Linked DNA regions of Mus musculus: regions 2, 3, 4, 5, 6 and 7 are each linked to region 1. Evidence: chromatin loops called from intact Hi-C (ENCODE). Cell type or tissue: heart. All regions are shown on one strand. Region 1 holds the start of Ccdc85a (coiled-coil domain containing 85A). Region 2 overlaps Ccdc85a (coiled-coil domain containing 85A). Region 3 overlaps Ccdc85a (coiled-coil domain containing 85A). Region 4 has its middle 560 kb from the start of Ccdc85a. Region 5 has its middle 430 kb from the start of Gm25387. Region 6 has its middle 330 kb from the start of Ccdc85a. Region 7 has its middle 220 kb from the start of Ccdc85a.

What was found. Hi-C counts contacts between places; a loop is a spot of excess contacts. Peaks named below come from ENCODE experiments on the same cell type or tissue, not always from the same donor. Only the 100,000 strongest peaks of a DNase experiment are listed, where the experiment ranks them.
Region 2: it touches region 1 in a loop (5-fold over the local background); 7 of 42 quality-filtered maps call a loop at or near these places.
Region 3: it touches region 1 in a loop (4-fold over the local background); 3 of 42 quality-filtered maps call a loop at or near these places.
Region 4: it touches region 1 in a loop (5-fold over the local background); 10 of 42 quality-filtered maps call a loop at or near these places.
Region 5: it touches region 1 in a loop (15-fold over the local background); 7 of 42 quality-filtered maps call a loop at or near these places.
Region 6: it touches region 1 in a loop (3-fold over the local background); 4 of 42 quality-filtered maps call a loop at or near these places.
Region 7: it touches region 1 in a loop (3-fold over the local background); 5 of 42 quality-filtered maps call a loop at or near these places.

Annotation. Positions count from the first base shown.
Region 1 is chr11:28,581,909-28,585,908 of GRCm38, reverse strand. Ccdc85a (coiled-coil domain containing 85A) reads left to right here and starts at 1,585. Exons shown (of 5, transcript NM_181577.5): 1 at 1,585-2,627. The coding sequence starts at 2,367. In heart, a CTCF peak has its summit at 1,535; DNase peaks (open chromatin) are centred at 1,608, 2,558 and 3,528; H3K4me3 peaks cover 1,614 bases; H3K27me3 peaks cover 2,951 bases.
Region 2 is chr11:28,491,190-28,495,189 of GRCm38, reverse strand. All of the region lies in intron 2 of Ccdc85a (coiled-coil domain containing 85A), which reads left to right. Among named protein-coding and RNA genes, the nearest start is that of Ccdc85a, 91 kb to the left of the region's middle. In heart, no CTCF peak of the experiment used is centred here; no DNase peak of the experiment used is centred here.
Region 3 is chr11:28,440,617-28,444,616 of GRCm38, reverse strand. All of the region lies in intron 2 of Ccdc85a (coiled-coil domain containing 85A), which reads left to right. Among named protein-coding and RNA genes, the nearest start is that of Ccdc85a, 140 kb to the left of the region's middle. In heart, no CTCF peak of the experiment used is centred here; no DNase peak of the experiment used is centred here.
Region 4 is chr11:28,019,235-28,023,234 of GRCm38, reverse strand. No RefSeq gene overlaps it. Among named protein-coding and RNA genes, the nearest start is that of Ccdc85a, 560 kb to the left of the region's middle. In heart, a CTCF peak has its summit at 2,297 (motif pointing left); no DNase peak of the experiment used is centred here.
Region 5 is chr11:27,751,486-27,755,485 of GRCm38, reverse strand. No RefSeq gene overlaps it. Among named protein-coding and RNA genes, the nearest start is that of Gm25387, 430 kb to the right of the region's middle. In heart, a CTCF peak has its summit at 1,709 (motif pointing left); no DNase peak of the experiment used is centred here.
Region 6 is chr11:28,252,748-28,256,747 of GRCm38, reverse strand. No RefSeq gene overlaps it. Among named protein-coding and RNA genes, the nearest start is that of Ccdc85a, 330 kb to the left of the region's middle. In heart, no CTCF peak of the experiment used is centred here; no DNase peak of the experiment used is centred here.
Region 7 is chr11:28,363,191-28,367,190 of GRCm38, reverse strand. No RefSeq gene overlaps it. Among named protein-coding and RNA genes, the nearest start is that of Ccdc85a, 220 kb to the left of the region's middle. In heart, no CTCF peak of the experiment used is centred here; a DNase peak (open chromatin) is centred at 1,620; H3K4me3 peaks cover 1,036 bases; H3K27ac peaks cover 886 bases.

The DNA of each region.
Region 1 (4,000 bases):
GGGCACTGTAATCATTGGCTGAACTTTGTTTTAAAGTCCCGATGAAGCACCTAAAAGCAAGCCGTCTCCATGGGGCCTGAGTACCAGTGACTCAAGATTCATCAAAAGCAAGAACATGGAACGACATTCACAATTTTCCATCTTGTGTATTCTCTTCCATTTCCAAACTGTTATGCAGCATTCTCTTAAAAACCTGTGCATCGGAGAGACAAGGAAATGTCAAGAAAATTACACCAGACATAGTCAAGACCATTAATACAGGGGAAGGACTGAGTTATCTGAAGTGAAAGGTTGGGAGGGTTGTAAGCTGAAGTAAGCAGTGGAAAGCATTGGAGGACTAGCTGGGTCTTGGTCTCTGGGTGTGTTGAAAGAAACCTTTAACAGACTTCTCCCTTTGCTGAAAATTGAGAGAGGAGCCACTTTCTCCTAGGATTACAGTGCTTCAGCGTACCAAGGAAGACATTTTTGGGTTGCAAATATGACCAAAGGTTAGTGTGTGTGTGTGTGGGGGGGGGGGAGAGTTGGATGCCAGTATGTCAGAGAGAAGGTGAGAGTACATGCATGCTGTGAGAAGAGAGGGCAAAGGCCCAGATACAGAAGGAAGTCTCTATGAGTACAGTTATGTATGTGGTGTGTGTGTGTGTGTGTGTGTGTGTGTGTGTGTGTGTGTGTGTGTGTGTTCATGGTCAGGGGCTAACCGTACTACTTTCCTTCGATCTCCAGAAGGCAAAGGTTTCAGTCCCTAACTCATCATTTTTCACAAGGTGGCAGCTTTAAAGAGGATATGCACTGCCTCATTAGAGGGAACTGATTGAGACCCTCACTGTGACAGAAGCTCAGGCTGGGATAGTGTGATTCTATAATTTTCTGGTCCTGTCAGCTTCCTAGAAATGATACTGTCAGGGCCTTCTGCACCCATCCTTTAGGAAAACAAGTGTATTTTCAGCTGAAAGAGGATTGTGCTGTATTTAACCAGAGACTAGCCAAAACATAGAACCCTCCTTCCAGATCGGACCATCAAAGGCCAGCCCAGTTTGCAGCACAGAGGAGTGAAAAGCTCAGTTGGTATTGGTTGGTATTTCAGTTTACTTTGCCAAGGGCACCGGGTATGCAGACCTGAAAATCCAGGCTCCTGGAGAAGCAGAAGTTATTTTATTTTCTAAAGGCCTTGATATTTCCCAAACGAACTTTAAAAGGGCCAAGTACTTCCACCTGAAGCTTCTTCATAAGGTGGTGAGATTTTAGAGAAAACAAAGGCCTGGGAATGGGGTGGAGGTCCCCAAAGGGCTGAATTTAACAGCTCTTTGCCCTGATTTCCTGAACTTGAGGATTTTGTGACCTCCGGTACAGGCTTTCTTCCCTCTTCTCCAGTTCTCCGAAGTGCATCTAGCTAGTTAGTCATATGTCTTGCTCTCGAAATTTCTGCATCCAATTCTTCCAAGAACTGAATGTCGCTCATTTTGGTCAGCAGGCTGCCTCTCCTGAACTAGTCTGACTTGCAGAGATGGAGGGGAGGGGACAGCCTATAGTCACTTGGTGGCGCGCGCGAGCCTCTCAACGCCCTGGCGGCACCTGCTCTTGACTCCAGCCCCACCCGCATCCCTGTGCTCTGGGAACCGCGCTCCCAATCGTCCCTAGCAGCAGAGCACCAGGAGCTCAGGGTCCGGTTGGGCAGCTGAGTGCCATTCGGGTTTGGCCTTTGCAGAAGGTGTTGCGGAATGCGGGCGCCCCGGGAGCCAGCTTCCTCCCTGCTGCTGCTCCCCAATCCCCGCCCATCCTTTTCTGGGCTCTGAAAACCCAAGGCTTCCCAGAACAGTTTAGGATCAGCCATAGGACTACAGCTAGCCAGCTGCGCGGAGCTTTCTGGGAAGGACAGCAGCTCGCCCTAGGGTAGCAGCGGAGCCTCGGGGTTTAGCAAGCGAGAGGGAAGGGCGTGTGCATCGTGTGCCTGTGTGTGTGTGTGTGTGTGTGTGTGTGTGTGTGTGTGTGTGTGTCAGACCGTGAGGGATGGCTGTCTGGATCTGAGCGAAGGAGAGGGCAGGGGATTGAGACAGATCTCTCTTGGTGTCCCCGCCCGCTCCTGCTCCCCGGCGCCCTTCACCATGGAATTGCGCCGAGTTGGGACGGACCTATGCAGCCACCAGGAACTGGCTGTCGGGCCCCGAGATTCGGCAGGTACTCGCGCTTGGATGGCGAGGTAGGATGGCCACGCAGCGCGATTCCTGCCGTCCCCACGCAGCGGTCCCCCGGAGGTACCTCTGACTCTGGAAGCGTACAGGGGTGTGGGAGGAGGCCACCCAGCCGCGCCTGCACCTTCGCCAGTCGTTTCGCCTCTACCCACTCGCACCTGCCGCTGCGCGGATACCATGTCTAAGGCGGCTGGAGGCTCAGCGCCAGCGGCGGAAAGTTGTCCCTCGGCTCCGGCCGGTGCGTCGACACCCACGGGCGTGGATGATCTATCTAAAGTGACGGACGAAGAGCTGCTGCAGTGGAGCAAGGAGGAGCTGATCCGCAGCCTGCGGCGAGCCGAAGCCGAGAAGGTGAGCGCGATGCTGGACCACAGCAACCTCATTCGCGAGGTCAACCGCCGCCTGCAGCTGCATCTCGGCGAGATCCGAGGGCTCAAGGTGAGTATTGGGCCTGGCAAGAAGGCTGGGCTGGGCGTGGCAGGGATCTGGGAATCGCGGTGGGAGGAGGGTGGGAGAGCCAAACTTTCGTACCTCCATCAACAGGTGAGCTTCTCCCTTCTCCCAGGAGCACCCCTTGTCCCCATCTCCAGACCTTAAAGTTTTCCAAACTTTGGAGGCCCTTTCTTTTCTTCTTACGGGGACTTGGCATCTGGCTTTCTTTGATGCTTCTGAGACTAAGGGATTAGGAACCAAGGATGTCAGAAGTCAGAGAAGGGCACGGTGAGCACAGGGGATATTTAAAGTCCCAAGGAACAAAGACGCTTCAGGAATTAGGTTACAGTACACCAAGGGAGAAGACTAGAGAGCTTGCCAGCCCAGTGCCTCTTCACCTTTAGGGGTCGGGTGTAGCTGCTCCTGCACCACCACTAGCTTTCTGGTGAGCAGAGGGCAAAGAAAGGACACAACTGCTAAGAACAGGAGAGAAGCCTCGGGTACCACCCGAGGAGCCAGTGTGAGTATGACTCGGTACTGGGTGCAGGTAAGCAAGATTTCTGCCTTCAAATCTTCTACTAGCTCTCCTGATTTTCTTCCCTTACTAGCATTGTCATCACCTCAAACTGCTTTACTTACCTGTTCTTTCTTCACTCTGGATTTTACATTAATTTTATTAAGCATGAGGTGGGGGCAAGTGTAGAAGGCGCTGGGTAAGTGTTCTTAGTGATGCTTTGTCTACTCCCAAACCCAGGAACTTTCTTTTCTCCTTGAAGAGCTCCAATGTGCCAGTCAGGCTGCAGCAGACCCATCGGGAACGCCCTGACCTGATGCTGTGCACTGCAAACTTCCTTTGCTCACAGCTAGCCTGGAGCCTTCTGGTATTCCTTCCTGTCATTGTTCTGCTTTTGTTTATAGGAAGGCAGACACAAACGAAATCAACATAGGAACCCCAGGGACCAAATTCCCTCCAAGCACAAAATGTTCCAGTGTCTCTCCTTTCCCCCTTGGATTCTCAGTGAATAGGCACCACTCCTTAATTGCTCCAGCGCTCCAGCTCTGGGATTCTGAGGATTGTGAACGGACAGATGGGCAGATGCTCCAGACTCACCCATGTGTGAGCCCCTGCAGAGATGGCTCTCTCAGGTCCAAACTTGATGTCACACACTGCCTAGAGTGGGTGCAGAAATGACTATTCCCACAGTCAAAATCTTTCACGTTTTAATTTATTACTAATGAGTAATTATTAAGTAGAAGACTTCTTGGGGAAATGAGAGGAAGGGTAGAATAGAAGGAATATGGTCTTGGAAGTAAGTTTGAAGAATTCTCATTTATTAGGGTGGCCTTTTTTGTTGATTAATAAAAGGTGAAAGGTAAAG
Region 2 (4,000 bases), 91 kb after region 1:
TTCTGCCCATGTGCTCTGAGGGAAAGTTCACTGTTTTGTTTATTTTTCTGGCTGCCATTATGATTTTTCTTTGTGTTTTTGGTTTTCAGGTTTGACAGTATGAGGTTATTTGTGACTTTCTTCACATTTATGATTCACTGATCTTTTTAGATCTGTAGATATTTTTTCACCAAACTAAAGAATAATCAACCATTATTTCTTTAAGTATTTTCCTGCTCTGTTTTTTTCTTTCTTTCCATGTTTATCTAAAAGTTGCACACCTTAGGCTAATTGAGATTATTGAGACTGTCTTCACTGAAACTCATATGCTTTAAAAATATTTCATCAGTATTATTTAAATTCAATACTTAAAAAAATTTGCTCCTCAAATTCAGTCTATATTCTATTGTCTCCAATTTGCTACTAGCTTGCTTGGTGTATTTTTAAAATTTAAATATGTTACTTTTCAGTTCTAGAATTGTTTGGTAAGAGTTCTCCATCTGTGCACTCATGTGTCCATATTTCCTCTGGGCCTCAACATATTTACAATAACCTTTAAAATGTTTTCTGCTGATTCCTACATCTGGGTCATCCCTTAGCCTCATTTCATTGGCTGCTTAATCTTCCCTATTATGTCACATTTTCCTGCTTTTTTACATGATTTATAATTTTAATTGTAAATTCAGTATCAAAGATAATTCCCTATAAGGAATCTGGAGTATTTTGTCTTCCTCAAAAGGAAGTTGAATTCATTTTCACTGATGGGTTAAATTTCTTTTGGTCCTCTTGATCCCATCATAGTTCTATTTTATTTTAGGATAGTTCTCTTTGAGGTTTATTCTTGGTCATAATAGCTGGCCATAATGTTAGCGGTGTACTCCAAGATGTGTCCTTTTCCATTGCTTTAGTGCATTGCTCAGGTTTTCATTAAGGACTCTCCTCCAGAGAATAGATACCTGATTGTCTCTTAGCAGGCTGTGACACATAATGGCATTGTTTATATTTGAGCATCAAGATATCTGTCCTGCCAGCTTCACTTTATCTGTGCAGCCTACTCTTAAGGAGTAAGAGTCTATGAAGGACTTCCAAGTATACCCAGTCTTCTGGGGGCACTATTTCCCTCCCAGAACTCATCCCATAACATCCATTTGCATTATCAGAAGTGACCTCCTAGCTCAAGCTCCTTGACTGTGGTCCTATATTGATGCAGGCTCCACTTACCTGTTGAAAGACTGAACAGTGTTGAAGACAGGTAGCACAGGCCTACATGGGCTACATTTGTGGTTATCTCCTCTTATAGGGGTTGCTGTTTTTACCTTCCCTGTAGAGTTCATGTCAGAGTTCAATGGCTGGTGTTATGTCATCCACATGCTTTTTCTACTACATATGGATCAGGTTCAGCTTTTCAAATGTGTCACACAACTCTTGCTTCTTGGCTCTAACTAACCCTGATCTTTCTCTTTCATTTGTTCATCTTTACTGTTTCTTAATACTTACTCTTTTTACAGTTTTCATGATTGCAAGAAATGGGACATGGTGGCACCCAGCACACAGAGTACTGTGCATATAAATGAGAACTACTTTTGGTAGTGAGAAATGTTTTTCCTAATTTAGAATCTGACTTTAGGCTTCCAGTTCTCCTCCTGTTACCTATGGGTCTTCCTTCTTCCCCACACAGCTATCATTGGCAGGCTAAGTCATGGCAGACCTCCTCTAGGGAAGATTGTAATCTTTCTTTTTCCAGCTCTTGTGAAGGCTGACCATACAGAGCCTGTTGTCAGTCTCAGGCCTAAATTCCACATTTGACAGCTCACTGTCCACTGGTAAGCAGAGCAGCACTGTACTCAGATCGTTCATTACAGAGGGATGGGTGAACAAACAGAATAGAAGTCTTCACATTAGCTACTTATGGCAATGTTTTCATGATACAACAGGCTTTGTGATTATCCACAGCTCCTTACTTAAAATTTCCTTTTGTTCAATGTTTATTTTTTCTTTGAAGCATCAAGACAACCATCTGCATATGTATTACCTAAAGCAGAAAACTGGAGATGAATCAAAAGGAAAAACACTGCCAGTTTCTAAGTTCCTCTAATGTATAAAAACTAGTACAATTTTTGATTGACATGTTTTAATAAATAAATAATGAAGTTATTATGAACTGCATTAAATTTTGTTATATCTCCTTGCATATTTTAGCTTTAGACAGTGTGTTTAATTATGTACTTTTGATGTATTATAAATAATTTTGTTTACATTTAATTTGGCATGAAAATTACATATCCACAACCAAGTAATGTGGCATAATTTCAGATATACCAATGAAGAATAGCTTTTCATTTTCCTGGCCCTGTTTCTGCTTTCACCAATATCCCAATATCATTAAAGTCAAATCAATGTGCATTTTGTGCTGTTGTGGTGGTAGTGGTCTTTTCTTCTTTAATGTATCTTATTGCACCAAAAAGGTAAATTTTAAGGCCAGAGCATCACATTTGCCACCAGGTCCTAGTAATGTATGACTTAGTGTCTATGCTCTGATTGAGATGACTTGTGGGACTTGTGTGCAATAAAAATGTTAATTATATCCAAAGGGCTGGAGTATGGAAAGCCTTGTACACATGATACAGTATTGTGCCCACATCCACTGCCCCTTCTGTTGCTGAGTTTTGCTATATGTGTTCTAATAGTGTAAGCAGCTGTGACTTAATAGCCTGGAGAGATTCAAGGTCAAGGCCAGAGTTCAACTTTCAGATAGATATGTCTAAACTAAAACTATCGTGTCAATTGGAAGTATATGTATTCACAAGTCTATAAACAAAAGTACCTATGGTTTTTTTTTATTATTATCTGTTCAATTCAGTCTCAGTTCTTCATCTATTTTTGGTGTGGGATTTTTCATAGATGTATTTGTTCTCCTTGTATTTTTACATCACTTCTTAGTGATTTAAATTACTACAATAGAAACTGCACCTAGAAAGTGAGTTGTCAAGTAAATAGATCATCCAACAAAACATAAGGGATTTTGACATAGTTGTGTAATACAGTTATCCTCTTGGCTAGCTTGGAGGGCAGCAGATGCAAGGCATTTGAACCAGGTTATAAAAGATGAGCATGACATAGCCCTATAAAGAGGAGTGAGCTGAGTGCTGAAGGGCATGAAGTAAGAGTATGTAGTCCTTAGGTAAAGAAACATGATAATAGAGCCCTGATGTCATGCAGAACCAAGTGCAATCTTGGTGTGAGTGCCAGTGATCACTGAGAAGATCCACCTGGACAAGTACTCATGAACCAGTTCTTGAAAAACCTCAGTTGTCATTTGCAATCTTCTCTCCAATGTTCTTCTGTTTGTGTTCTTTTTACAGAGAAATCTTTACTTCTAATGTCAGTTGTCATGAGCTTTAGAGTAGTTTAAATTAGTGATTTTATTATATTTAAATGGAGTCAGTTCAACTCATTAAGACTTTTGAGCTGTTAAAGAATAGGCTGACAGCAAAGTATGTTCTCTTTGTTGAATACTTTTAATGCTATACCCATAGGTATAGGTCAAGAGCCTTTCTCTGGGACCAGTCTATAGGCCAAGTTTTATCTTAGAGGGTGTGAATAGTGATTGTCCTGGTTCTGGGCCAGACTCTCTCTTCCTGCTTTTATGTGGTTCTGAGAAATTCTCTGGTCTTCTGGTCTGCTTTGTGATACTCTGACAACACCTGTCCCCAATTTCCTGCTTTTGTTCTTTAGTTAGTGTGGACAACTCACTTGTAGGAGGTTCTCCCTTTGTCTGTACCCCTTTAGAAAAATCCTTAGAGTGAAGCCATCTCCTTGCTGTCATTTTAGGTACTTTGATTTTTTTTAAACGACACAGTCTAGATAAGTCCTACAGGTTAATTATTTTTGTCTGAGCTAGAATGATACCCTCCTTTCTTTCACTGTGTTTCATTATCCCTGGTTTTGATGAGAGGTTCTTATGAAGATCCATCATCTTTCTCCAAAAGAGAGGGAGGAACATGCTACTTTGTATGTTTCC
Region 3 (4,000 bases), 140 kb after region 1:
ATATTAGAATCACTACTGCAACTTGTTTCTTCAGACCATTTGCTTGGAAAATTGTTTTCTAACCTTTTAACCTGAGGTATGGTCTGTCTTTTTCCCTGAGAAGAATTTCCTATAAGCAGCAAAAAGTTGGGTCCTGTTTATATAGCCAGTCTCTTAGTCTATGTCTTTTTATTTGGGGATTGAGTCCATTTATATTAAGAGATATTACGGAAAAGTAATTGTTGTTTCCTGTTATTTTTGTTGTTAGAGTTGGGATTCTGTTTTAGTGGCAGTCTTCATTTAGGTTTGTTGAAGGATTATTTTCTTGCTTTTTCTAGGGTGTAATTCCCATCCTTGTATTGGTGTTTTCCCTTTATTATCCTGTGAAGGTCTGGATTTGTGGAAAGATATTGTATGAATTTAGTTTTCTCATGGAATACTTTGTATTCTCCATCTAAGGAAATTGAGAGTTTTGCTGGGTATAGTAGCCTGGTCTGGCATTTATGTTCTCTTAGTGTCTGTATAACATCTGTCCAGGATCTTCTGGCTTTCATAGTCTCTGGAGAGAAGTCTGGTGTAATTCTCATAGGTCTGCCTTTATATGATACTTGACCTTTTTCTCTTACTGCTTTTAATACCCTGTCTTTATTTAGTGCATTTGTTGTTCTGATTATTTTGTTTCGGGAGGAATTTCTTGTCTGGTCTAGGCTTCTTGTATGTTAATGGGCATCTCTTTCTTTAGGTTGGGGAAGTTTTCCTCTATAATTTTGTTGAAGATATTTACTGGCCCTTTAAGTTGGAAATCTTCCTTCTCATCTATACTTATTACCTTTAGGTTTGGTCTTCTCATTGTGTCCTGGATTTCCTGGATGTTTTGGGTTAGGATCTTTTTGCATTTTGCATTTTCTTTGACTGTTGTGTCCATGTTTTCTATGGAATCTTGTGTACCTGAGATTCTCTCTTCCATCTCTTGTATAGTATTCTGTTGCTGATGCTCACATCTATGATCCTGATTACTTTACTAGGATTTCTATTTCCAGAGTTGTCTCCCTTTGCTTTTTCTTTATTGTTTCTACTTCCCCTTTTAGATCTTGGATGGTTTTGTGCAATTCCATCACCTGTTTGGTTGTGTTCTTCTGTAATTTTGCAAGGGATTTTTGTGTTTCTTCTTTAAGGGCTTCTACCTGTTTAGCAGTGATATCTTGTATTTCTTTAAGTAAGTTACTAATTCCCTTTTTAAAATCCTCTACCAGCATCATGAGATATGATTTTAAATCTGAATCTTGCTTTTCAGGTGTGTTGGGGTATCCCGGACTTGCTGTTGTAGGTGTACTGTGTTCTGATGATGCCGAGTGGTCTTGGTTTCTGTTAGTAAGATTCTTATGTTTGCCTTTCACTATCTGGTAATCTCTGGTGTTAGATATTCTAGCTGTCTCTGGCTGGAGCTTGTTTCTATGTGATTCTTTAGCCTCTGTCAGCACTCCTGGGAGACCAACTTTCTCCTTATTCTCAGTCTTCAGAGCACTCTCTGCAGGTTAGGTTTCCTCTTGCAGGGAAGGTGCACAGAAGTCTGGAGCTCAGATCCACCTCCTGAGTCCTGGTGTCAGAGCCCTCCCTGGAGGCTGACTTTCCTCTGGCAGGGAAGGTGCCCAGGAGTCTGGGTCTCAGCTCTGTCTCCTGGCTGAGGATGAAGGCCAGAAGGGACCCTGTCCAAGAACCTCTGTTGCTTCTGCTGATCATTTGCTCTCTTAAGTAGACTGATCTGAATGATCCCAAGATTCTGGGTGTGCTAGGTGCTGCCTTTCTCCTTTGACCCTGTTGCTGCTAGCACAAGACCCTCTGGGTTTTTTGGAACAGATGTTGTGTTCCACTCACCAGTGATCTCAAGCCCCTGGGTGTTCTAGGGTGCTTGCAGAGTGGAGAGTCTTCTGGGGACCTTGGGGCACTCCGCCTAGATCATGCCCAAGATGGAGCAAGGGTAGGGTGGCGCCGACCAGAATGAATCTCAGCCACTAGTCGGGCAGGTGACCTTTGTCCCTGTTCCTGCTATCACAAGACCATCTGGGATTTTTTGGAACAGATGTTGTGTTTTGCTCACCAGTGATCTCAAGATCCTGGATGTGTTAGGGTGCCTGCAGCTTGGAGAGTCCTCTCAGGTGACACCTTACTAAACAGAGTCTCCAACTGACATATAAAGAGACAGAAGTGGGAGCTGTAAGAAGGAGGGTCCAATTCCCAGTATTTTGATTCTTTTTCTATTTTGATAACAGATTATCTGAGAGTAACTATCTCATAGATGATATATTTCTGACAGATGGAAAATACTAGAGCTTCGTGCTGACAACTTCTCAGCTTCTAGATAGATAAAGGATATGGCATAGTGAGATTGGGTTTGTATGCTAGAGAAAAACTCCCTATAACAATAAAGTCACTTCCTTGATAACCTGACATTCCAGAGAACTCTGTTCAAAGGCCCAATCTCTCAACAACCATTAACATGCGATTTTGTGCATTATCTTTCCAAAATATGAAGTTTAGGGGACATATTCTGTCTTCATCAGGGAGCAGGACTGAGTGTGGATGAAGACAAAGATGTAACAAAACACTATTATATTTTAATCAGAAATGTGAGATATGAGAAATAAATAAAATTTTGATGGTTATTTTATAGTAATGAAATAGGATACAGACTGTTTTTTTTCTAATTTTTAAATTAATTTAGATACAAGTTGTTATTTTAGATGTCTATTTATCTATTTCTTCCTTTATAGAAAATAAAAATGTAGCAAGCCTTCAAATAATTTAGACAGCCACTATCACAGCACTACTGAACAACAAGCGTAATATTTCTGTCAAACCATTCTAGATAAACAATTCAGAACCTCTAGGCACTGTTCCAAACAAAATAAACAAGACAGCACCTGATTGCTGTTCTTTTCCTTGGAAGGGATGCATTTTCCTGGTCTCAAAAAGACACATTTTGTTTGGTAAGAACCTTTGACTACTTCCCTGTTCAGGCTGATCCCCAACAGTTTGCAACCCCACTACTCAATATCCAACAATCCCCCCTGCCCTATGTAGTGTCTGATTTCTGTAGGTTTTGCTTCTGCCGTCAGAGTAGATAACTGGTCAGGAGCAACTGTAAAAGCATGTTCAGATAATGCTGTATATCTTCCAGCAATCTTCTCTAACCAATGCCTTCTTAGCCAGAGCACATTTGCAGCAGAAGGGCATTTGTATTGTATTCTGAGATTTCAGAGGTACAAAAGTCCACATGTTGTATTTTTTTTTTCTGTAATTGATTCTACATTCATATCTCCACATACTTCTTATTCCAGCTTAGTTTGTCTATTTTGTGTTCATTTACTATAGATGCTTAAATGGAATACCATAGAGTGGTTAACTTATAAACACCCCCAGAGAGCAATTTCTCATCAATGACCTGTTATGAGAGGCAGGTTCCCTCGGGCCTTCTTTATAAGAGTTACAATCTTATTCCTCATGCCTCAGTAGCCTCTCAGAAGCTCCCTAAAATCATCATGCTAGGAAAAATTTCAATATATGAAAATTTGTGAAGACATCATTTTTAGACTACAACAAATTTTTTACACGTACACATACACACAAGCATATGCTTTAGCCAAATGAGAAGACATACTGAATTTTTTTTACTAAAATTCTTTTACAAATGACTGAATGTGACCAATGTTCTAGGAAACTTCCACACATTTCCAACTAAAGTTTCTCCTATTGCTTGGAGTTCTTTTATCCGAGCATTTTATTCTAGATATGATATACACCTTATATGATAGAAGGTAATGCAGAATTTTGACAAATAGACATAAGACAGGGTTATGACTATAGGGTAGGACTATAGGGTTAGTACTCTGGATAGGGTTAAGATAGTAAGTAGTCTGCACAGTTAAATGAAGATGATGGCATCTCACTAGAAATTGAGTTAGTTACAAAGACTTGAAGGAAGGGTTATCAATTATATATCTGTGCAGAAATGAGGATATTT
Region 4 (4,000 bases), 560 kb after region 1:
CATTATTGTTGCATAAAACAATGTTTTCTTATGCACTCACCAAAATGATATTTTTCACATTCACTTGGTAACTTCAAGTCTTTCCTCAGTGTTTAGAGCTGAAATGTCAAATGAAAGTGATTTGTCAGTAGAGAGCCTGTCTTTCTTTGTTCATTTGAATTCAAGCATGAATGGAGGCCATTCATCATGCACACTCAAACAGCTCAGAATTTTCCTGTGGTTCAGATCAAAAGGTATTTATCTAAATAAACCAAGATAGGGAATTACAAATGTTTCTCAAATACTGTTTAATTAATATTTAAATATCCCTCATTTACACTTTTCTTTTATGTTTGATGGATGTCTTTCTAAGAATTCCATGATTTCAGAAACTCAAAAAGTTTATGGTTTATGCAAGAATGTGCCCATCAAATAATTGACTGTGCATTTTTAGTTATGATTAGGTGTACATTAATAATGATGCACTGACCCATCCAAACCACACCATGAGATAAGAGAAATTCCTGTAACAAACTAAAGATCTGTAAATTGTTCCAGAAAAACTTTAATAGGATGCAAATAATTATAAGGATTTCCACTTGATGTATTTCATAGTGAATATTTAAAAATCAAAGATTTTTAAGTTCAGAAAATACCTTAATTTTGGATACAAGAATGACAAGCCTTATATGTGAACTGGATCTAAGAACAAAGTTAGAAATAAGAGCATAAGCTCTTTGCTGTTCCTCTGGGGCCCACTGAGGAACAAATGCTTGAGAGGGCACAGAATCTGTGGTTCTCCATGCTGCAGACATTTAGGAAATCTGAAATGGAAACATCATTAAAGGACAATGCAGTCTATAGGCAGAAACTAATCAAATCCATTCCCATAGAACTAACTTACAGAACTATTTCCTAGAGTTAAATATTTTAAATACTTCTGCTTGAACTGACAAATTGTGTCTCTTCTAAAAATGGGATGAATTATCTTAAGGTAAATTTTGATCCAAAATAAAATGAAAACCCTCAGGGTTTTAAGAAACCTTTTGAGTAACATAAAAGACAGCTAAGTAAGTTAGCAGTAGCCCACCCATAATAAACTGTTGAAGTCAAAGGTACTGAAATGGTGTTTTAATCTACATATATTTAAATTTTAGCGTCATTTTATGTGACAGAAAAGCAAACATATAAACATAGATCAGCATGATCCTAACTCAAGTTATGAGAAAGTTCTTTGGAAAGCTTCACAGATGGCTTGTATGTACATTATAATGACTTTAATCTCTTTTCCTAAAATTAAAAAAAAATATATATCTGGACCAAAATGTAATATCACCAAATTTTTCAGTGACATAGTGAGTTTTACATTTCCTTTAAAGAAAACCATGTTTTTGCACATGAGATTAATAACTTAGTTTGCTCAATGTCAGTAGTTGCTACTCACTTCCACAGCCTTTTGGAAATTAAGCACTTAGAGATAGGGAATTCTCTCTCTCTCTTTTTTTTTTCAACTTGCAAGAAATTGACAGAAATTTTTAGATTGTTTATAGCTTTAATCCATTTCTCTGAACAGTTATTATAATAACAATGTTAAAAAGATAAAACTAGTTTGTTCAACACCAAAAACTAACTTTAATGCTTACAGATAAAATGGTTACTGTATTGTGATGAAACCAACTGGATATGGATTATATGATTGACCTACTCTCAGAGAATAAAGTAGTAAAACAGAATTAAAATGTATGTCTCTTAGTCATCTGAGCCAGATTGTGATAGACACCCAATCCAAGATGAAGAAAAGATGTGTCAGGCATTAAAAAAAGATGTCATCTGCACTGCAATTATTCTTTTGCTGAAGTATGCCATCAATATCCCTTTGTACTTTAAGACTTTTTTGTTTTAATTGAGACTGGCTCTAAAATTATATAGTGATTTTGAAATAAATAGAGTGGTATTCATGCAACTGTATAGATCTATTAAATATTGTTCAAGATGCTTAACTTATTTTTTGATGATTTAATCTACAGAAATCAAGAACTTTGTTTTAGTTGTCTTGATCTGTCCAATTATTTGTTTGGATAGGGCCTATCATGCTTAGTAAACATATCTTAGCAATCTAAAAAAAAAAAAAAAAAGTATAGTTTGTGTTATATTGTGGTTTGGCGTATTGGCATTTCAAGCTGTGAAGATGAGGTACAAGGGCTAGAAAAGTGGCTGAAATGTTTATTGCTCAGCTTGTTGCACTCAGTTATATAAATTCCCAAGCACCAGTGACTCCTAACCCTGTGTTCTGATGCCCTCTTCTGCCCTCTCCAGGAGCCTGCACTCATAAGCACATAGACAAAAGTCAAAATAAAACAAAGTTTTGAAAATGTATGTTTTTGATTACAGAGTTGTCACACTCCATAATTTTTGAAAAATCTAATAAATATAAATTTCAATAAAGTTATAATTAAAAGCATTTTATGATAGTTACTATAAGCCAATCAGCAGCTTAGGGATTTATTTATATTTCCAGACAACAATCCCATAATAGAGAAGCAGATAATAAAGTAATTTTTTATTTTAATAAGCAAATAAGCTTTAGAAAAATATAATTTGCAGTTAAATAAGTAAGAAAGCTAAAAATCAAACACATGCAGGCTACCTGATATTAGAAACATACTGTTTTTTAAAAATACTATACAAAATAATAGGTTTCATTATGACACTTTCAAAAACAACACAGTACCTTAGTCATATGTTTCCTTCACTCTCAGCATCCCTTTCACCAGCTCTTGATAATTCTTTTTACCCTCCAAATTATCCTCATTTTGTTCTTATGTCATGTCTAGGTTTCATATATAAGATAAAACAGGTGATATTTTGTTTTTCATTTCCCTATTACCCTCTCATTTTTACTACTCTAATTTCTCTTTTGACTTCTTTCTCATCATCATAGATTCTCTGATTCCTTTGACACACACACACACACACACACACACACACACACACACACACGCATATATGCATGTATAGATGTATGTATGTATGGAGAGAGAGAGATGTATTTAAAGAAATCTAAGATTATTTGTCTTTGGGAATCTGGCTTGTCTTCTTAACCTGATCTTCTCCAGTTCTTTCTACTTTGTGCAAATTACATGACTTTGTCCTTTGCTGTGTTGAACAAAGCATAATGCTGTATAAATACCATATTTAATGTGGATAATGCTATCAGATGAGTTTATGGGGGGGAATGATAAGAATTGTTAAGTGTTGAGGAGATAGTAGTAGAATTCTGATTATACCAAAGGTACCAGTTTAAATAGATGAACTATAGAGTGAACAAAGTATGTTTAAATATTCTACTAAATTTTTTAGTTCTGCCACATTTTAATAGTGATTTATACTGGTTGTAATATAGTTTTTGTTAGTTATAAAACTATACTTAGTTTTTGTGAATCTTGTACCAAAAAATAAGGATGTTCAAGTATCTTATTTTATACTGTTAGGGTTCATCTAGGTATGTAGTCAAATGTGATATAGCTTGATTATGGTTGCAGTTTTAGGGGTTTATTTTTTAGGAACTTCCATTTTTCTTTCTATTATGAGCATGCCAGAGCTATAAAAATGTTTTGTTCCTCCACATCTTTCCTAGCATTTGTTGACATTTGTCTCTTTAATTACTGCTGCTGTTACTAGTGTGAGATAGAATGCACATGCACTTTTAATTTGCAACCCTTTGATGCTTAAGGAAATTGGACATTTATTTCATTTTTTCGGTCATTTGTATGTCTTAAAAAGGCCAAATAGACTTGCTTATTTGTTGATTAAGTAGTATGACAAGTGTGCTATTTAATTTTGGAATACTTAAAATTCTAGAAAATAAAGCTATTCAGGGATATAACCGGCAATGATTTTCCTCCAATTTAAGCTGTCTCCACACTGTAGACTCATACTATTGATCATATTAATCATTGTACTTCAGCTTCCTCATCACTTCCTCCATTATGAATATGGGGATCATAAAACAGAATAGTCA
Region 5 (4,000 bases), 830 kb after region 1:
TCTTGCCAATTATAATTCTCATTTGTACTGGTCACATGCTCTCAGCTGGCACTTATAATAGCCTTTCTCTACTACCAATTCTGCATTCTCTCCTCTCTCATCAAGCATTTCAACAGGTGTTGGCTCCTTTCATGAAGGCGTGAACCATGCCTTCATTCCTGACTGAGCCCTTTGTCATCCTGCCTAGATTAGGCTGTTGTAGTTTAGCATTGACTTTAATCACAGGGGAGGATAACACACAGAGCACAGTAAAAATAGCACCAAGTATTTCCCTAAAGGATCCCCTTATCCTTTCTTATCCCCAGTGTGGAGAGGTAATTCAATTTCCCTGTGATTATCTGGATCAAAATCCCTCCTAACCCTGTTATTCCTTTCTTAGCAAGTTTGCTGAAGGGCATCAGGAGACCAAAGTGGTAAGGGGGCAAGTCTGAGTTTCTATTTCCTGGGAGGAGAACTCCCTACTAAAGAACAAAATTTACATGCCAGCAGAATTTAAGGTTGCGGGAATATGAAACAAAAACTTTCCTTACGTATCATCAAGGGTGATAAGAAGTGAAACTATTCCCTTTCCCACACCTTGACTCATGGACGAATGAAAGTACAATATACTGGCCTCAGATTCAAAGTATATACTGCCTTCTGGAGAATCCTACCCTAGTCCTCAAGGCAGTTGCCACCTAATTGGCATGCTATTTGTGTCTTCAAAAGGTCACTTTATTTTTATCAGATCAGCTTCTTCAAGATAGTGGGGGACATGGTCAGGATGGAAATAGGCCAGTACTATTTTATGCTTAACTGAATAAGGAAATTTAAATATTCATGAACTTCTATAGAATAGGTAGGTCAACAGTATTAGATGCTGATAAACAGCTCTCTCTGCTCAAGCAGGACTTCTCTCAGGGTCTTTTCATTTTCCTGCTTTTCTCCCCTCCATTCTCATTTTTTATTCTCTGCAAGGGAGCCTGTTGGTATTAAGAACTAGTTTGGCAGATCAGCTCCAAACTCAGGAATATCACACATAAGTGACACCGGTTGCCATGACAACTGCATACCTTCCCAGAATATACTTCCCACACTTACCTTCACCCAGGTTTCACCACAGCCTAAATGAAAGGCAGACTTTTATCCCACTTTCATCCCTTTTTCCCTTTGTCTTTCTCTCTTTCACCTCTTTGTCTCCAATAGATCTTTGCCATGTAGAACTGCCTTGGCCTGGTGTGGTATGTCCAGACATGAGCTGCTATTCCAGTATTTCACTGATGATAAAAACTGAGACTCAGCAATGCCTGCCAGCTTTTGCTGCGCTGGTTTCAGTGACCAGCACAGGCAGTGGGGACTGTGATCGATCTTGGCCATGTGGACCATTATTCGGTGGGTTGCGACAACTGACCTGAGCCTACATGACCACAGGCTCACAACTGATGCCAGCGGAGCAAGTCAGGACTCTCAACATGGCCCATGGCTTGTGCCACAGCTGCAACCAGCGCCCAGAAGAATTTCTGCCTAGGCCGCTGTGCGCTGCTGTACGAGGAGCAGCCCAACTGGCAGGAGCAACAGAACAGGCACCATCCCAGCTCCTCAGGTGGGAGCAAGGAAGAGATGCTCGCTGCCCCAGATCCAATTCCCTATGGCCCTAGTGGCAAAAGCCATCTGACCGGCCCAGCCAGCCGTACCTCGGCACTACTGCAGAACTACTGCCACCTGCTGGTTGTTGCAGGACTCACAGACTTCCAGCATGAGAGCAACAGGAGATATGAAGTTCTATCATGTGAGCTGTGCCACCGCTGTCCACCCTGTGGGGTTATCTTCTGCCACGTGAGTTACTCAGTTGGATGGACCCACACCAACCACTCAGTTCCATATTTCCTCCTACCAGATCGTTAGAATCCTATCACAGCCATCAGCATATTGGTAAGGTCAATCCGCAGGAAGAACTCTAATTTCTCACATAGTGCCTTGTCAGCCTTTGGGGGGGGGGGGGGATTAGGGGTTGATATTTTACAGCCATGGTCCTTATGACCAGCCTACCAGCTGGCATACAAGATAAGACATTGATCCTTGGGTGACCATACCCCTCAAAAGTTGCTCTCTCACCCCCTCCCTCTCCACTCTCTTGCAGCCCTTTAAGAAACCCCGAGGCCTAAGATGAGATGTTTTCTGGTAAGTCCGGGACTTAGTGTGTATAACCTCTAGGGAACCTATTGAAGAATTAGGCCTCTAGCGTGACTGAAGTTTGGTTATTGAATCATTCTTGGAACAGTGGTGCAAAAAATCCAAAAACTCCCCAACGAGAGCTGCGGTGTCTTCGAATGTATCTTCATGCACCCCACTGTGATCTCAACCGGAAAATCTCAAATCTCTGAAGCCAACACCTGACTTGAGGGCATAAAAATTTGTACAACTCTGCAATAAGGTCTGGAGTCAGTACCAGTTAGATAACAGTTCCAAATGACCACTTAATGGTACCCTAGATCCAATTATTTTAAGGGATCTTAATACATACTGTCAGTGATCTGGTAAATGGAAAGAGGCCTCATATATCCAAGCATTAATCTATCTTCACTCCAACCCCTCCATATGCTCCTCTTCTTCATCAACCCAACTTCTCTTAGCCATGAAACCTGCACAATCTCCACAAGATGACACTACAACGCTTGATCCAGATAACGAACTGCCGCCCTTCTGCTGCAGGCCTGTTTCCACACCACCAAAACCCCAAACTGCTGCCACAGTTTCTCCTTCTAACCAGGAAACCACAGAGCCTACTAGCTCAACCTCTCCATATGCTTTTCCTCCTCCTGTGTCAGCTTCAGGTCACTTGAAACACCTTACTATCCACAAGCTCTAGTGCCACAGCCAAACCCCCAAGTTCTTCTCCCTCAGGGATACCTGACCCAACATCAGTGCTTCCTCTAAAGGAAGTTATTTGTGTAGATGGCCTTGTCAGAGTACATGTACTTTCTCTCTGAGTGAACTTTCTCAAATTGAAATCAGACTGGGGTCCTATATCTCTAACTCCTCCGCCTTTATTAAAGAGTTTCAGTACATTACTCAGTCTTATAGCTTAACTTTCCATGATGTGCATATGCTCCTTACTAATAACTTGTTTTCTGAGGAATGTAGGCAAGTTTGGGAGCAAGCAAGAATACATTCATACAAAATTTATCGAACATATAGAACATATCCAATTGGATCTGAGGCAATGCCCTACCAGAATCCTCAATGGAACTATAATTCTGCATGTAGTATTTTAGCCAGAGATAGACTTACAATATGCCTTCTGGCCACCCTAAGAAAGGCAGTCTTGAAGCCAGTAAATTTTGAAAAACTCCAAGAGATTGTCCAGGACAAACAAGAAAATCTATTTCAATTTTTAGAATGCCCCACAAAGGCTTTATTGCAGTATGCCAATCTGGACCCTGAGAACACAGAAGGTAAGCAAATTCTGATAACCTACTTTTTTCCCAGAGCTACCCTGACATAAAAGCCAAACCTAGAAAGCAGGAGAGGGCTCTCCTATCTCCACAGGCAGAAGTTTTAATGCTGGCCTTCAAGGTCTACCATGAGGAGATGAGAAAGCCCATAAACAAAATACCGTATGTTGACAAAGGCTGTCTGACCAGCCCCAGCCAGTGCCCTAGACTCCTTGTTTTCTAAGACTCCTGCTTCTTCTAAAATTTCTAAGAGTCCTACTACAAAAGTGACCAACATGTTAGGGCTAGAGATTACCCTAACTTCCAAAAGACAAGGAGGCCATGCAAAAGTGGCTAGCGAGAAGGTCATTTGGCTGTTTGTTGTTTGCTCTCATGTTGCACAGAACAGAGGGACATCACTCCCAGGTAACCCTTCAGCTGATCTTCTAGGCTTGGCTATGGCCAACTGAGGAGGCCTGAGTTCCCTTGACCTAACTACTGCAATCATTAGCAGGGAGCCCCTGGTAGACATTGTGGTATATGGATTGCCCCTCTCCTTCCTCTTGGACATTGGGGCCACTTACTCA
Region 6 (4,000 bases), 330 kb after region 1:
TCTATGCAGAAGATTATAATTCCAGTTGATAATATCTTGTCTTTATTAGGTACATGTTTTGTTCCTTGGTTTCTCTTTCCTATATGATTCATAGAAGAGTGCAGAGGCTATCTGTTTTCTGATAGGAAATTCTTCTGGGATCCTGATAGGTGAGGTTTCTAGGAGTTCCAGATGATGTGTCTTTCTAGGTATTGTAAGCTGACACTTAAGAATGAGGGTGGGGGTAGGAGGCTGGAGAGGTTCACTGGAGGGAGAAAAGAAGAGTTTTTCACTAGTATCTACTTAGTTAACCCCCTGGGAATTGGGTCAGAAATGAGGTGAAACCACAGCAGAAGGTCTGCTAAAGTGCTGGATATGAATCTGGGAGTTTGGACCTGGAGGAAAGGAGGGATAGATGAAGATCTACTTTTAGTCTACATGTTTCTAGGTTCAGAGTAGCCTGTGGGTTCTGACGTGGATGCCTTGTTGGAGTTGGGGGGACTGGGACAATGGAAGCGGTTGAGGGAAGGAAATTTGGAAGGGAAGATTGTGAGATCCATTGAGGATGGGTGTATGTGAGAGAGAAGGGATGCTGAAGAAGGCATTTTTTTTCAGACTTGAATTATTTTAAAAAAGGATCCCAGGCATATGATTTTGCCAATGATGACTCAGGAGAGAGATGCTGGCGTGAAAATCTGCTAGCTCAGAGATGGAGAGAAAGCACACAGTTGACCTTCCTAATCCACTAACATCCCAGAAGAAAAAAAGCTCCTTCACTTTCTCCACTCTGCATCTTCAATTTGCCATTATCCTCAAAGACCATCCTAACCCTTACCTGGGTTTTCTTTTGTTCATTCTCTGTCCACTGATTGCTTGCTCTGACTCTTGACCTATGGGTGAGTTTATTTAATACCATTTATAGGAAGCTATTGGTGAAAGGTGTGTGCTGGGCCTGAGTCACACTACATCAAGAAAAGCTCACAGTTTCTAGTTCACAATCTCAGGGGTCACAATGTGGAAAAATATTCTGCAACAGACTTGGGATAGGGTGTCTGCAAATACTAAGGCCAGCAGAGTGTTGGTGCACCAGAGCTAAGAAGGAAGCCTAGTTAAATAAGACTCAGGATATGGTGTTTCAAACTTTGAGAGCCCGGCAGTAAACAGTTTATTTTAGGCATATTTAAGAACAGCATAGTTTTGGGAAACTTTTCTGAAAAATAACTCAACCCCATGTGCACAACCAAGCCTAAGGCATGACTACATCAAAACACACTGTGAAGTACTTGTGGCTTCTTCCATAAAAAGTGAGTTGTACAAATTGAGTGTGTATGGCAAATTATGGGTCTGATGACGGATCTGGCATGATCTAGATCATACAGATAATAAAGTTCATCAGGCTGTTAACTGCCTCCACTCCCATTTGGAAAGTACACACGAATAAGGTTTCCATGGACTGATAAATAGTGCTTAAGATAAGGGTCTCAGGAGGATGACTAAGATAAACATTGAGTCTGGGGGCACCATGTATGATCTGGCCATACAGACAGAACCAGGCTATTAAGCACATGCATCCCCAGCCTTTGAGTGGAAAATAGATTATACACCTCTTTGTTTGAAGAGAAATCCCTGTGTTCTTAACACTTGTCTATCAGAACAAGAGCCTCTGTTCCCTATGAACTGGGAATGAAACTGGGGGATTGGCTTTGGAGTTACAGATGGAAAGATGAAGATCTATAGGTAGCCTACCTGCTTTCCTGGTCAGAGTGGCCATCGAATTTGCAGGGACTGCCTGCTGGAGTTGGGGTCTAGGATAAACCAATAAATAGGGGAAAGGTATTTAGTAGGTAGGATTTGTGGGATCCACTAGAGATGCCCGAGGGAGGCTGCTGTGGTGTTCTTCTGCAGAGCTGGGGGTTTAGGTTTGAAAGAATAGAAGGAGAGCTGGAAATTTACAATTAGCCTATCTGCTTCTCCAGCTAAAGTGCTGTAATCAAATAATAAGTAAGTGCTTAATAATGTAGTTGTTAACATAATTGCTGATGCACAATAACTGAGCAGGCTCAAGCCATACAAAATCTTAGCATGGAGGGACAAGGAGCCTTTATTTCCACCTTTATTTGAAGAGCTCAGGTAACTAGAAGATAGAACCAAGTGTACCTCCTGGTGGTTGTAACATGCTATGGTGGATGGTCACACACCTAAGAGGTATATTAGGATCACTATTGAGAATGTGCCAATTCTTCAAAGGAAGAGACAAAATAATGTAGGTATTGAATGGGAAGTTGGATCTGAGAGGACATGGGGGAGGGGAACGATAATGATCAGAGTACAGAGTAAGAGTTTCTCAAATAATTAAAAAATATTTAAAATAATAGAAGTCACTATACTTTTAAAAAATATTTTTACAAAAAAGAATGGAAGTTATTTATTCTTAAAGGCATGAGAACAAAGATTTAAAAATAGGTAATTTATCAAAAGAGGCATTTTCCTTCTGTAGAAAATTGCAAAATATTGGATATAACTGCTTAAAGATTTGAGATAATCATTGTTTTAGTTTGAATGAAGAGCTACAGAAATTTTACCATAGGGAGAAAATTAAAATAAATAAAACAACTAAAAATACCTAAGCGCAACCAACGACTATGATAAAACCTCACTGAAATAAAAAAGCAAAAAACGAAAACAAAAGATTTTAGCCAATTTTGTCAAGTAAATTTCTATATAATTACTGTTAGAATATGACACTAGAATCAATCATTATTCCACTGGAGTAGGAAAGTGAATAATTTAGTTTTTAGATGTTTCAAATGTAACTACCGTATTAAAGTTTTTAAAGTATGTATTTTCAAAACAAAATGTTAAATTCAAATAATACTGTACTCACTGATAAGTGGATATTAGCCCAGAAACTTAGGATACCCAAGATATAAGATACAATTTGCTAAACGCATGAAATTCAAGAAGAACGAAGACCAAAGTGTGGACACTTTGCCCCTTCTTAAAAATGGGAACAAAACACCCATGGAAGGAGTTACAGAGACAAAATTTGGAGCTGTGACGAAAGGATGGACTATCTAGTGATTGCCATATGCAGGGATCCATCCCATAATCAGCTCCCAAACGCTGACACCATTGCATACACTAGCAAGATTTTGCTGAAAGGACCCAGATATAGCTGTCTCTTGTGAGACTATGCCGGGGCCTAGCAAACACAGAAGTGGATGATCACAGTCAGGTATTGGAAGGGTCACACGGCCCCCAATGGAGGAGCTAGAGAAATTACCCAAGGAGCTAAAGGGAACTGCAATCCTATAGGTGGAACAACAATATGAACTAACCAGTACCCCGGAGCTCTTGACTCTAGCTGCATATGTATCAAAAGATGGCCTAGTCGGCCATCACTGCAAAGAGAGGCCCATTGGACTTGCAAACTTTATATGTCCCAGTACAGGGGAACGCCAGGGCCAAAAAGGGGGAGTGGGTGGGTAGGGGATTGGGGGGGGGTATGGCAGACTTTTGGGATAGCATTGAAAATGTAAACGAGGAAAAAAAATTAAAAAAAAAAAAAGAAAAACGAAAAACAGAATGGATTCTATGGAAAATCAGCCTGATTCATTCAACTTCACACACGTCAGTCTTTTTTGTCGAATATTCTTTTTACTTTAAATCCTATTTCATAATTTTAAAAATAATCAACTTTGCTCATAAAATAGATTAACTAGGCTTTGTGTTTAGTGAGCATTCATGAGGTGACAATGGAGGAAGATGTGTTTTTAGAGGTTTCCAGTCTCCTTCTATAACAGACATATTTCTTGCAAGGGGCTGGATGCCGAGTACCAACCACACATTAGATTTGTTTACTTCAGTAGCTTGAAATGCTACGTTCCAGTAAAATACTGATGGATTGAATTAAACTTGTACTTGAAAATCTCATTCCTAAAATAGAATGCTTCTCCTTGTACTCTACTTTGGGGTTGGAGAGAAATATTTCTACAATGGAATAGAACTGCTTCAAATGTTG
Region 7 (4,000 bases), 220 kb after region 1:
TGACTATTTTTCCGGTAAGTCAACATATCTTACTTTTGTATTGATGTGACAAAAAATGTGACAAAAGCAATTAGAAAAAAAGGCATTTAATTAGACTTATACTTTCAGAGAGTTAGGATCCATGGTGGTGGTGCAATGGCATGGTAGCAAGAATAGCTGAGAGCTTATATCTTGGTGTATAAGTAGGAGTCAAAGAGAGAACACTGAGAATAGTGTGAGTCTTTCAAAACTGCAAAACTCACCTCAATGACACACTTCCTCCAACAAAACCACATCTCCTCACTCCCAGGAACTCTAACATGCCCAAGATCATAGGATCAAAGCCAGTTCCACAACACCCAGAGAAAGATCCACTCCCAGGTGCTCTAACATGCCCAGGATCATAGGATCAAAGGTGAGAAGAACATAACATCTGCTCCAACACCAGATGTAACTGGGACTAGTGGGACTGGGGCACTGGGCAACTCCACCCGACCAGTGGCACAGGATCCTTCCAGTCTGAGCCGGTGCCCTGAGCAGACCTTGGGCTCGAACTCTGCAGCCAGTCCCACAACATCTAGAAGAAGCTCCACTCCCAGGATCTCTAATTCACCCAGAACCACAGGACCTCAGGATCTCAAGATCCCAGGAGCTTTGGCACGCCAAGATTTCAGGGTTACAGAGGCAGATTGACCACCAGGAGCTCTGACACACCCAGGATCTCAGGATCACAGGATTGCAAAAATCACAGGATCACAGAGAAAGCTTAATTCTGAGGAGTTCTGACACAACCAGGATCACAGGAAGGACAGGCTCCAGTCAGATAGCAAAGGTAGGTAGCATTAGAGATAATCAGATGGTGGGAGACAAGCATAAGAACAAAACAGAAACCTAGGCTACTTGATATAATCAGAACCCAATTCTCCCACCATAGCAAGTCCTGGATACACGATCACACTAGAAAGGCAAGATTCCGATCTAAAATCACTTCTTATGATGGTGATAGAGGACTTTATGAAAGACATAAATAACTCTCTTAAAGAAATACAGGAGAGCTTTTTCTTCTCTTCTCTCTCCCCTCTTTCTCTTTTTCTTTTCTCTGCCCTTCTACCCACTTCACTCCCCCTCTACTTCTGCACAATAAACCTCTCTCACGTGGAACCATCTTGGCCTGGTCTGCTGTTTGGTTTACCCCCCCCCCCCACACTCTAGATAGATAGATAGATAGATAGATAGATAGATAGATAGATAGATAGATAGATAGTTTGATATTAATTCATAAAATTGGTGCCGTGACTTGGATTGGATTAAGCTGGTGGGGGTTGGGGACAGCCACCAGTGTCCGGTGGACGCAGCGGCAGGCACAGAACACAGCATTTAGGGTAAGAATCCCACTGCCCTGCAGCCGCACCAACTGATTCTGCGGTGTGGCTGCACCTTCCCCTCTCCCTCCTCCGCCTGAGCCAGAACTTGCGGTGATTCCACCTCCTGCTGTGTTTTTAAATCCCATTTAAAAGGGAATTAACCTTTGCGAGGCCATTGCCACTAAGCCCGGCCTTCAGGCAGAAGCGGTTGCCCAAGCGGAAGCGGTTGCCCGAGAAACGGCTAGGCCCTCACAAAGACCAGTGGGGGAGGGGCGTCACTGCCTGCCATTTCCACCATGTAACTCGCCGCTGTGGGACACTTGAACTTTAAACTAAGTGAGCTGTGCCACTTCCACAAGCCTTACAAGCTGAGCTTCCACGTTTTACCGGTTCGCTAAAAATCCCCAATCAGACACCAGCATACTATTGATAGGGCTTGTCATCCGGGAGGGGCCTCCAGTTCTCAGAACAGAGCCTGGCCAGTTGTGCCCGAGGAATAGGGGCTGGCATTTTTACAGCAATACTTTCAGCTGACATAGGAGCGAAGACATTGCCCATCTGGATCCTGTTTTCGCTCTCTCCTCAAGGGTCCTAGCGGCCTGCTGAAATTCTTGGCCAGGGTAGAACATTTTTCACAGTAAGTCCAGGGCTTACTGGGTAGCCTCTAGAGGTCTTCGTGACGACTTGGACATTCTAGCCTGGCTGATTTCCTTTTTGGTTGACGCGGTAAGGACACCAGCAAACTTCCAGAATATGGGCAACAATATGTCTTTAAACGTATCCCTGGATACACTACTGAGATGTCTCCTGGAAAATCTTAAGTCTTTGAAGGCATCGAGATTGATATTCCTTTGCAATAAGGTCTGGACTCGGTACTTACTAGACAATGGTTCCAAATGGCCACTTAATGGCACCGTAGACCCGGTTGTTTTAAAGGATCTAAATACATACTGCCAGCGAACCGGTAAATGGGAAGAGGTTATCTATGTAAAATCTTTAATTCATCTTCGTTCCAATTCTACTATGTGCTCTTCCTGTTCTCCAACTCAACTCCTATTAGCCATGAATCCTGCACAATTCACACTAGACAATACTACAATATTGGACCCAGAATATGAACCACCCCTTTTTCGCCGTAGACCTGTTTCTGCGCCACTAAGAACCCAAACTGCTACCCCAGTTTTTCCTTACCGAGATTCCCCAGAGCCTGCCACCCCCAGCTCTCCTCCTCCTGCGCCAACCGCAGGTCCCCCCAAACATTCCACCTTGGCACCTACTTTCACACCACCTATCACTCGCTCTAAGGCCACGACCAAAACCCCACGCTCTCCACCCCTAGAAGAATCTGACCCAGCAACGATGTCCTTCCCTTAAGAGAAGTTGCGGGCGTAGATGGTCTGGTCAGATAGAGAAGAGATTCTTCTGCTTTTATCAAGGAATTTCAGTACATCAGTCGTACAGTTAACTTTTCATGATATTCACATGATACTAACAATTTGCTTCCCTAGGAATGCTGGTGAGATGGGGAACAAGCAAGAGTTCATGCAGATGAGATTCATCAAACAGATAGAGCATATCCAATTGGAATGGAGACAGTACCTGATCTGGATCCTCAATGGAATTATAATTCCACAGGTGGTATTCTAGCCAGGGACAGGTTTGTTACATGTCTTTTGGTGGGCCTGAGAAAGGCAGTTCTAAAGCCGGTAAATTTTGAAAAACTTCAAGAGGTTGTCCAAGACAAACAGGAAAATTCATCTCAGTTTTTAGAACGCCTTAAAGGGGCTTTACTGCAATATACCAATCTGGACCCTGAAAACCCAGAGGGTAAACAACCCTTAATGACTTACTTCTTTTTCCAGAGCTACCCCAACATAAGAACTAAACTTAAAAAGTTGGAGAGGGGACCCCTGACTCCACAGGCAGAAGTCTTGGCACTGGCCTTCAAAACGTACCATGGGAGAGATGAGAGGGTTTGCAAACAGAAGTACAATATGCTAGCAAAGGCTGTCTGACCAGCCCCAGCTGCTATCCCTAGCTCATGGTCTTCTAAGACCCAGAGACCACTGGGCACCTGTTACAGGTGCAGTCGACAAGGTCATTGGGCTAAAACCTGCCCTAATCTCCGTCAGCCAAGAGGGCCATGCCGTAGGTGCCATCAAGAGGGACATTGGGCTGTTGATTGTCCCCATGTTATGCAAAACAGGGGGGCATCACTCCCAGATAACCCTCCAAGTGATCTTCCAGGCTTGGCCATGGCCGACTGACGAGGCCGAGGCTCCTCTGACCATCACGAACAGCAGAGAGCTTAGTATTGTGGTATGTGGGCGGCCCATCTCTTTCCTCTTGGACACTGGAGCCACTTACTCAGTCCTAACGGAGTTTTGGGGGCCCACATCTCCCTCGAGTTTTCCTATTGTCAGGGTAGGAGGACAACCTTACTTTCCACATCAGACCCCATGACTCACTTGCATTTTTAGGGATATGCCTCTCACCCATTCCTTTTTGGTAGTGCCCACATGTCCTGTCCCCTTATTGGGAAGGGATCTCCTATTTAGGCTGGGAGCCTCTATTTCTTTTGCTCCCCACATTCACCTGAACTCAAGCTCACCAGCAGTTCCTCTGCTTCTCCTTTTAGCCAGCCAATCTACTAACAA